Regions from separate parts of the Homo sapiens genome. Here region 1 is linked to region 2. Evidence: chromatin contacts called from ENCODE Hi-C or POLR2A ChIA-PET data. All regions are on one chromosome and are shown on one strand. Each heading gives the region's core, a stretch centred on a gene start or an enhancer-like site at or near the end of the contact. The rest is flanking DNA. Distances are from core to core; before and after follow the strand shown.

Evidence for each region. A loop is a pair of places that touch in the nucleus more often than their neighbours do. ChIA-PET counts read pairs that join two places held with the same protein, here RNA polymerase II (POLR2A). Pooled maps may share reads with other maps.
Region 1: a loop to region 2 is called in a pooled map, with 2.4 times the contacts of the local background. The contact joins two enhancer-like sites. A Hi-C loop is called at or near these places in 1 of 50 pooled maps. POLR2A ChIA-PET finds 5 or more read pairs at or near these places in 3 of 52 experiments (GM10248, MCF 10A and OCI-LY7).

The regions. Positions count from the first base shown.
Region 1 is chr2:161,101,394-161,105,953 of GRCh38, forward strand. All of the region lies in intron 2 of TANK-AS1 (TANK antisense RNA 1), which reads right to left. Among named protein-coding and RNA genes, the nearest start is that of TANK-AS1, 57 kb to the right of the region's middle. RefSeq lists a silencer at 3,072-3,141. Within about 2 kb of position 2,923, at least 2 of the 41 ENCODE cell types and tissues checked have a DNase peak (open chromatin) inside an H3K27ac peak, as active enhancers do.
Region 2 is chr2:160,991,333-160,996,441 of GRCh38, forward strand. No RefSeq gene overlaps it. Among named protein-coding and RNA genes, the nearest start is that of TANK-AS1, 170 kb to the right of the region's middle. Within about 2 kb of position 2,364, at least 7 of the 41 ENCODE cell types and tissues checked have a DNase peak (open chromatin) inside an H3K27ac peak, as active enhancers do.

The DNA of each region.
Region 1 (4,560 bases), core at 1,673-4,172, 110 kb after region 2:
AGTGGAAACAAAACAAAACAAAAAAAGTGAAAGCGCCTCCACAGATTCTAAAATAAATGCCTATTTGTTCTCAACTAGAAACCAATTGCTGGGAAATGTTGGCAACTCAAGATGATCTCCCATTCCAAGATTCTCACTGCCATCCTAAGAATGCTGTGGTCCTAAGAGTTCCTGTAGTTTGCTTCAGCAATTAACTCTGTGCCTTTAGACACCCCAAGGAGTTTTCCTGGTAAATGTAAAGAGTAACTTACCCAAAACACATTCTTTCACACTCTGGCAGCAATACCTAAGGTTAGGCAGTACCATTTAAGGAACTAATGCGACAGGCTAGAACTCAATGTTGACATCTGAGATGTTAGGTATGCATGAGGGCTAATTTTCTAAAAGTTTACATACATATGCAGGATTCCATCCATTTTCTCCATCACATTTTCACTAATTAAGATGGTTATTAAAGAGCTGGACTTCATATTATCCTTAATTTCCTGGAACATGTAATTGCAAACTCACTCCAGAAATTTCCTTGTATACCTCCCACAAGGTTGCCTAATGGTGAGTGTTACTGATAGACGTTTCTCACTATGATGGTAATCAGGTTTCAATGAAACTCTTAAAATACTCTAGAAGAATCCATAAAATTGGAGAAGAGGGAGATAAGAGAGAAAATTATACATACTCTAGGCAGCCAGTTTTGATGTGGTATCATTGATAGTCATTTTCTATTCATTACCTAGCTCTTAATATAAAACTTCATAAGTCAAAACATAAGTTCACAAATACAGAACCAGGACCCCAATAAAAAATAAAAATCAGAAGACAATCAGGCAATATAGCCATAGGGAGGAAAAAAACACTATGATCAGAAGCTTAGAACTATAATCTAGTCCCTTCCTTACCCTTGAGCCAATAGCCTAAAATGCACAATCATAGAAGAAATTTTTATTTCATACACATGAAAATGGCTAGTACCTATTGCTCATCCACATTTTCCATGTATCAAACAGCATAGACATACAGGGAAACTAAAACTCTCTTTGATGCTCATAAATATTCAGTTGAAATTTTTAAAAATTTACTTATAAAAAAAGAGCAGTTGTTACCTTATGTCTATGTAAAATTAATTTCTCTACAAAATAAAATCAACAAACTCTAAATTAAAACATCTCAGGATCTCACATGGATCAGAGTTCCAAAACTGGTAGCTGTAGTTAAGACTAGAGGTGTCAGAACAAAATTTTAAGTCAAGAGAATCTTCAAATCTGTATGAAATCATGTCTAAATAATGCTAAATATAAGAATTTACATTAACAAATGAAACAAGCACAAAGATAAAAGTTGCATAGTTAGGGAAGGTCAAAATTTAAGCCTGCCTTCACATAAAGTTTAACATTTTCATTCCTTGCCTTATGCCTTACCATAGCCTAGGGAATTAACAGGAAACTAAGGCCTAAGGCAATTAGGTACCACCATCTGTAAATCACCCAGAAAATGATTGAGAGTATAGTATCAAAAGACTGACAAGAAGTAAACTCTCATGATGAGAATTTACAGCATTCCAGAAAAAAAAAAAAAAAGCAGTGAAGCCAGATGTCAAAATATGTATTTAGTGACTCATAAAATTTCATTGCCCCAGAGTGAAAAAAAGAAATATCACAGTTAGGCAACATTTTCAGCAGATGCCCCTAAAATACTTCTAACTTTAAAATAGTTCTTCAAATCTTCTTGAAGTGCTTCCTATTCATTTATAGTTCTCTTATTTTATTGATGTCTTTCTTACCACTGTCCTACAGGATTAGGAGTGAATCCAGGAGCAGAAGAAATTGAGAAAAACTGAATGTCAGGTTCACTATGCCCTGCTTAGCCTCATCCAACTCAAACTTGCTATCCATGTAGTCAGATGGGGTAAGCTGGGGGATAAAATGAGAAATAGAAATGGATCCATTTTAATCATATTCCTCTCCTCTACCTTTGTGAAAAGCAGTCTACAAGATACCCCTCTTACATTTAATGTTTTAACATTATTTTTAAAATCTCAAAAGGAAAATAACACTGAGTATTTCACACAGGAGAAACTGAAGAAAACTCCAGGCATGAAGACTTTATACTCAAGTAAAAGAGGAGAACAAAGGCCAAATCTGTCCACAGTGACATTTTGTTAGCTGGCGTGCCTTTCAACAGAGTTTCATTCTCCAGTTTGCCACAATCCCCATCACTACTTATATTGTATAAGCCGCTTCACACTTCACATTCACCTTACCTATTAGTTCCTGTATGCATTGCAGACTTTGACCCCTGCAAGTGAAGATTTATCTTCATCTACTTTTACACACTCAGCTTTGGCAGAGGTCTTTAAAGTCCATCTTCTAGAACAACCGTCCATTTGATAATTAGATTCTCTAATACATTTCTGGCTAGCTTTTTGCACGTCAGAAACACCAGAAGAACTAAAAATAATAATAAAATAAAAAAATAAAAAAAAATGCCTGAGCCCCATCCCTGACCTACTGAATTAAAATATTGAAGGATGCAGGGGGAGGGGGTTGGGGAGAGTTCTAAGTATCTATGCAGGTGAATCTGATGAGCAGCTAGGGGTTACAAACTATTTATTATATCTAATCATGAAGAACTCACAGTTTTTAGATAACAATGTAAGAAAGTTCTTTCCTCAGGCAAGTCTTAGTGCTCAGACTAGAGATAGAGAAGAGTTACCTGCCTCTCAGCCCTGGGGTGGTTTGACAGTATATCAGAGAGCCTTGTCAAAACTCAGAGGGGTTTGTTATAGAAACGAGCCTTCACTTCTTTCACTGCCTGCCATATGTTTCATTCCCTGCTGGCTCGATTCTGAGAACATTTTCCATATCTATGTCCATGTGAAAGCTAAAGCTACCTATTCGGGTGTTGCAGCTGTCACCAACAATATCCTGGTGATGGGATGAAATAGATTTTGCTTCAGAAACTATGAAAAGAAAGTCGGTGTGCAGAAATGACACATTATGAAACGATGAAGTATAACATCTGGCTCAGAAGTGAGTCAGACAGGTGCCATTAATGAGACAAACAGGAAGCTTCTTTATTAAAAGCAAAGTTAAATTTTGAGGCTATTTTGGACTCTCTCTATATACAGGTCTATTAACCAATTCAGTTGAAATAGCTTTACAGTGGATTTGACCAGATGTTTGGCTGCATTAGCTGAAATCACTGGTTATTATAATATAGCAAAGATTCATCCCACATAATTGCCCACAGGAATTTAATAGCCATAGGTTAAAAAATACATCATTATCGGGCCGGGCGCAGTGGCTCATGCCTGTAATCCCAGCACTTTGGGAGGCCGAGACGGGTGGATCATGAGGTCAGGAGTTCAAGACCAGCCTGGCCAAGATGCTGAAACCCCATCTCTACTAAAAATACAAAAATTAGCTGGTCATGGTGGCACACACCTGTAATCCCAGCTACTCGGGAGGCTGAGGCAGAAGAATCACTTGCACCCGGGAGGCAGAGGTTGAAGTGAGTCAAGATCATGCCACTGCACTCCAGCCTGGGCGACAGAGCAAGACTCTGTCTCAAAAAAAAATCATTATTATACCAGGTCAAAATTGTACAACAGTTTACACCTTTCAAAGCACTCGCTCACAAATAATCTCATGGAAACTTTAAAGAAACCCTTTTGTCAGGTGATAATAAACCCATATAACAAATGAAGAAACAGAGACTCCTGTCCCATGACTTGCCCAAACTTATTCAAGTAGGATCACAGCTGCACAGACCCCACATTCTCCAAACCTAAGGTCAAGGCTCAAGCTCTGAGGATCTTCAGGATTTTAAACTACAAGAGGAAGCTTTAAGAAACAAACAAACAGAAACCTTAACCAATATAAACCTAACCACGATTCTGGAAAACCAGGGGCTGAACAGGAAGAAATGTAGGAAAGAAAAATGTGAGAAACATCTAGCCCTGGATGCCAAGGCTGCAGACTTGCTAGTTTTCAGACTGAATCCTAACATACTGCTGGTACATACACATCTGCAAGCTATTCCCAGGCCCATCAACAGCTCCCTATCAAAGTCACAGGTGTAGGGTAGAAAACAGCAGAATGAAACCACCTTATGGTTGTGCAGCACTTTAATCATCTACACAAAAGAGATAAGACACATTTCCCTGCCACATAAATATTGGCTAAGGAACACTGAGGCACAGGAATATTTTGAGAAGGAACATATGAAATGTAGCTGAAAGGGCTTTCTGAACATCAGCCCCCACGGTGCTTCCTGACAGTCAATCATGATAGGGGATGGAACCGAGAGGTTCAAAATAGGTATTCTACTCAGTAAAATAATAATAATAATAATAATAACTTTGAAAACATAGTGCAAAATGCATTATTTGATTCTGCCATATTTGGTTCAGCATGCAAAGTTAAATCATGGTAAAATGAGGAAGAATATCTCTTAAATATCAGGAAGATCTTCATGCCTTAAATAAGTAAACCCCTGAACCATGAGTCTGAAACAAGAAGAAATGGACAGTGAAAACAACAGTGCCTTTTCCATTAAAATATA
Region 2 (5,109 bases), core at 1,114-3,613:
CTCCTGTCATCTAATTTTTTGGTAGTATAACTTATGTCTCTCAGGAAAAATTATCATTGAGAAAATTATTCCCCAGTCCTACCAGGCCCTTCCAGAGAGCTGCAGTTTTACTCCTCTTCTTCATGTTTGTTGGGTACTTTGTTTAGATGAATGGTATACTGAGCTTTAAGAGGGACGTGACTTCTGTCAATTTTTCTTTTGTAATTCTATGTTACTAAGAACCCAATGGCTATAAGACCTGATTTAAGTTTTTCCAAAGCTAAGGTAACAGTTTTCAAAGCGTGCTTCAAGGGCCTCCTACATAAAAATTAATAGGATGCATGCTAAAATTTGATTTTCTGGGCTATGACATTCTGAAGACCTACTGACCTAAAATATCTGGTGAAACAGCCCAAGGATCTTAATTTTAATGAGTATCTCAGGTTATTATTGAATTTCCACCACCAGTAGTTTGAGAACCACTGGTTTAAGGGCTTTGCTGACTTTGGGGCATCCTCCTAACCCTATTCTTGATAACAAAATCTGTAAAGAATCATCCCTTCAGCCAGGTGCAGTGGCTCACGCCTGTAATCCCACCACTTTGGGAGGCCAAGGTAGGCAGATCACTTGACGCCAGGAGTTCAAGACAAACCTGGCCAACATGGTGAAATCCTGTCTGTACTATAAATAAAAGCACAAAAATAACCAGATGTGGTGGTGTGCACCTGTAGTCCCAGCTACTCTGGAGGCTGAGGTGGGAGGATCACTTGAGCCCAGAAGGCAGAGGTTGCAGTAAGCCAAGATCATGCCACCACCCTCCAGCTTGGGTGACAGAGTAAGACCTTGCCTCAGAAAAAAAAAAAAAATTCTTTTAGTTACATTCTTCTATTATAGAAATTCTTAATTCTGAGCTCTGGACCCATGGATTTCTACAGAATCCCTGGATGGGCTTCAAGATGTGCTTAAAGACTCCTGAATGTGTATGCAAAATGGTGAACAGGTGTATGTTTTCTCTGGGGTAAGAATCCATAGATATCTTCAGATTATCCAAGAGGTTTCAGGACATAGAACAGTTGACCCACTGCTTTGTGGGACTAATGCTATTAAACTCTAGGCTCCCGTTGCTGAAATTAGGTTTCATGGATACTAAGCAACCTCAGCAACAGAATTCTCAAGCTAAGTAATTAAACAAATAGACATTTATGGAGCATCCTGGGTGTTTATGAGGCACTGAAAACATTCATTCCTCACAACTCTTTTTAGTCCTTTACAGTGGAAAGTAGCATTATCTCCATTCAGGTTTCTAATAACAATAACAATAATAGTTAACATTTACTGAGCACTTACCATAGGCAGGTACTAGTCCAAGTACTTCCTATATAACAGCTCAAGTAATTCTTATTAACATCTCTATAATTCTTTTCTTTTTTTTTTTTTAGATGGAGTTTCACTCTTGTCACCCAGGCTGGAGTGTAATGGCGCAATCTCAGCTCACTGCAACATCTGCCTCCCGGGTTCAAGTGATTCTCCTGCCTCAGCCTCCCGAGTAGCTGGGATTACAGGTGCGCACCACCACGCCCAGCAAATTTTTGTATTTTTAGTAGAGATGGGGTTTCTCTATAGGCTTGTCTTGAACTCCTGACCTCAGGTGATCCACCCGCCTTGGCCTCCCAAAGTGCTGGGATTACAGGCATGAGCCACTGTGCCTGGCCAACATCTCCATAATTCTTATGATACCTCTATAATTCTTCCCATATTTCTATAATCTATAAAGTGGATTCTACTATTACTCCCATTTCACAGATGAGGAAACTAAGATTTCCATTAAGTTTCCTTCTCTCATCTCTGTATCATTAATAATAACAGCTAACCTTCATTGAATGCATTATGTGCCAGGCAGTATTTCAAGCACTCATTTTACAGAGGAGAAACCTAAAGCACAGAGACGTTAAGTAACTTATCCAATGTCATCCAGGTAGCAGGAGACAGAGCTAGGATTCAAACCCTAGTCTGGTTAGAGAGTCCACACCCAGCCATGCCTACTACTGCCGCAAGTTCTAGCCTCTACCTTACTGGACTGCTAATTCTGTAGGCCTAAGTTTCTGGGGATTCCTACCTCCAGTCTAATAGATTTCTTTCTTCATTTTTTTATTATTATACTTTAAGTTTTAGGGTACATGCGTACAATGTGCAGGTTAGTTACACATGTATACATGTGCCATGCTGGTGTGCTGCACCCATTAACTCGTCATTTAGCATTAGTTATATCTTTCTTCATTTTGAAGCTCCATTTGCATCAAGGGCTTTTGGGCATGGCTCCTAAGTTTCTACATGCATCTCCATGGCCACCTTATGCTGCACACATGCCCTGGGTGACAGTGTGTCAGGCCAACCTTAGCTCTGTTCCAGTTCCCAGACTACACAAGGTCACACCAGTCGCTCAGGGACGTTAGGGCTCTCAGAGGCCTTTAATGATCATAGATACGATAGCACCCGACAGCTCTGCTGCTCAAAGGAGAACTGGGCAGGATCACATTTCAAATATTGCCTCTGTGTAATGTTCTGAGACCATTCAGAGCCCGGTTAAGAAAACACAGCGACGACTCTCCTCAGAGCTGGGGCTGTTGATTTTGTTAGGTGAGATCACTTGAGGAATATAAAATGCAAGAGAAAGAGTAGCAAAGAGGAAAAACAATAGATGAAAATATAGGGTCAAGCAAAAGTCACCAAGCAGGGGAGGAATTGCCAGACCACATCGTTCCGCTCAGCTTAAACCTAGGGTTTAAGAGCTAAAGGAATTAATCAATTTCTACTTGTTTCAATTTCCTTCCCAATTGTAAAATGTTTACCTGCACGGTGGCTTTTAATTCAGAGAGAAAGAGAGAGAGCGAGCGAGCGAGAAAGAGAAAGAGAGTGAGCAAGACAGAGAGAGAGAGTGTGTGTGTGTATGTGTGTGTGTGTATAACAAAAGTTAAACTATGACTCTGTTTTAAAAGACAGTAGCCCATATTCTCCTGCTCAGCACACACACATAAAGGTTTTGTGATCAAAGCACACAACATTTGTATGTCTAACCATTGATTTATGCTGGGCTTTTAATATTATGCAAGACTTTTTCCTTCCTTTACTCACCACCGAGTGACTGTGCTGATTCAACATTTTATAGATGCATCAATTTTCCTTTAGAAGCTGTGCCGAGAACGTGTGACTCCCTGGGCCAGTTTCTCATTGAAATCAGATGACGCAGGAAGTATCATCCACATTTCAGTGATAGGCTGCCCCCTAGTGACAATTTTCAGCTACACAGTCAACCTACAAATTTACTGCTGCAAATACCGCAGAGGTTTCTTGACACAAAGGAGAAACATCCTCCGTTGCAGAGGATGTAAAATAATAGTGTAATTTAATCCCCAGCCTATTTTCTATACATTTCAGTGTTATTAAAGTTTTCTGCGATAACTCAATATATCTCTGTTTTCAAAATACAGTCATATGCTGCATAGTGACGTTTCAGTCAACGACGGATCACATATATTTAATACAAAGATGGTCTCATACAATTACAATGGAGCTGAAAAATTCCTATCATCTAGTGGCATTGTAGCCATCATAACTTCATAGCACAATGCACTATTCACGTATTTGTGGTGGTGCTGGTGTAAACAAACCTACTTTGCCGCCAGTCATATAAAAGTGCACATATAATTATACAAACATGATACTTGATACAACTATATCATTGGTTTATGTATTTGATATACTATACTCTATCATTATTTTTTAACTTTTTAAAATTTTTATTATTTTTATTAGAGACAGGGTCTTGCTTTGTCACCTAGGCTGGAGCGCAGTGGCATAATCATAGCTCACTGCAACCTCGAAATCCTAGGCTCAAACTATACACCTGCCTCAGCCTCCCAAGTAGCTAAGACTACAGGCACACCACCATGACTGGCTTTTTTTGTGTGTGTAGAGACAAGTCTTGCTATGTTGCCCAGGCTGGTCTTGAACTTCTGGGCTCAAGGGATCCTCTCTCCTCTGTTTCCCAAAATGCTGGGATTACCGGTGTGAGTCACCATTTATCAATATAATAGAGTGTTCTCCTTCTACTCATAAAACAAGTTAACTGTAAAATAACCTTCTAGTCCTTTCAGGAGGGATTCCAGAAAAAGGCATTTTATCATAGGAGATGCTTGTTATTGCCCCTGAAGACCTTCCAATGGGCCAAGATATGGAGGTGGAAGACAGTGATATTGATGATCCTGACCTTGTATAGCCCTAGACTAATGTGTGTTTATGTCTTAGTTTTTAACACAAAAGTTTAAAAAGTAAAAAATAAAATATTCTTAAAATAGAAAAAAAGTTTAGAAAGATATAAAGAAAGGAATTTTTGCCTATAATCCCAGCACTTTGGGAGGCTGAGGCAGGCAGATAACGAGGTCAGGAGATCGAGACCATCCTGGCTAACATGGTAAAACCCTGTCTGTACTAAAAATACAAAAAAAAAAAAAATTAGCTGGGTGTTGTGGCGGGCACCTGTAGTCACAGCTACTTGGGAAGCCAAGACAGCAGAATGGCATGAACCCGGGAGGCAGAGCTTGCAGTGAGCCGAGATTGCACCACTGCACTCCAGTCTGGGAGACAGAGCGAGACTCCATCTTAAAAAAAAAAAAAAAAAAAAAAAGAGAGAGAAAGGAATTTTTATATAGCTGTAGAATGTGCTTGTGTTTCAAGCTAAGCATTATTACAAAAAAGTCAAAAAGTTTAAAAAATTAAACAGTTTATAAAGGAAAAGAGTTATAGTAAGCTAAGGTTAATTTATTATTGAAAAAAGAAAACTATTTTGTTATAAATCTAGTATCCCTACATATACTATTCAGCACACATAAAGTCTACAGTAGTAGACAGTAATGTCCTAGGCCTTCACATTCACTCGCCACTCACTCACTACTCACTCACCCAGAGCAACTTCCAGTCCTGCAAGCTTCATTTATGGTACATGCCTTATACAGGTATACCACTTTTTATCTTTTACACCATATTTTTACTGTACATTTTCTAGGTTTAGGTATGTTTAGACACACAAACACTTAATATACAAATTGTGTAACAATTGCCTACAGTATTCAG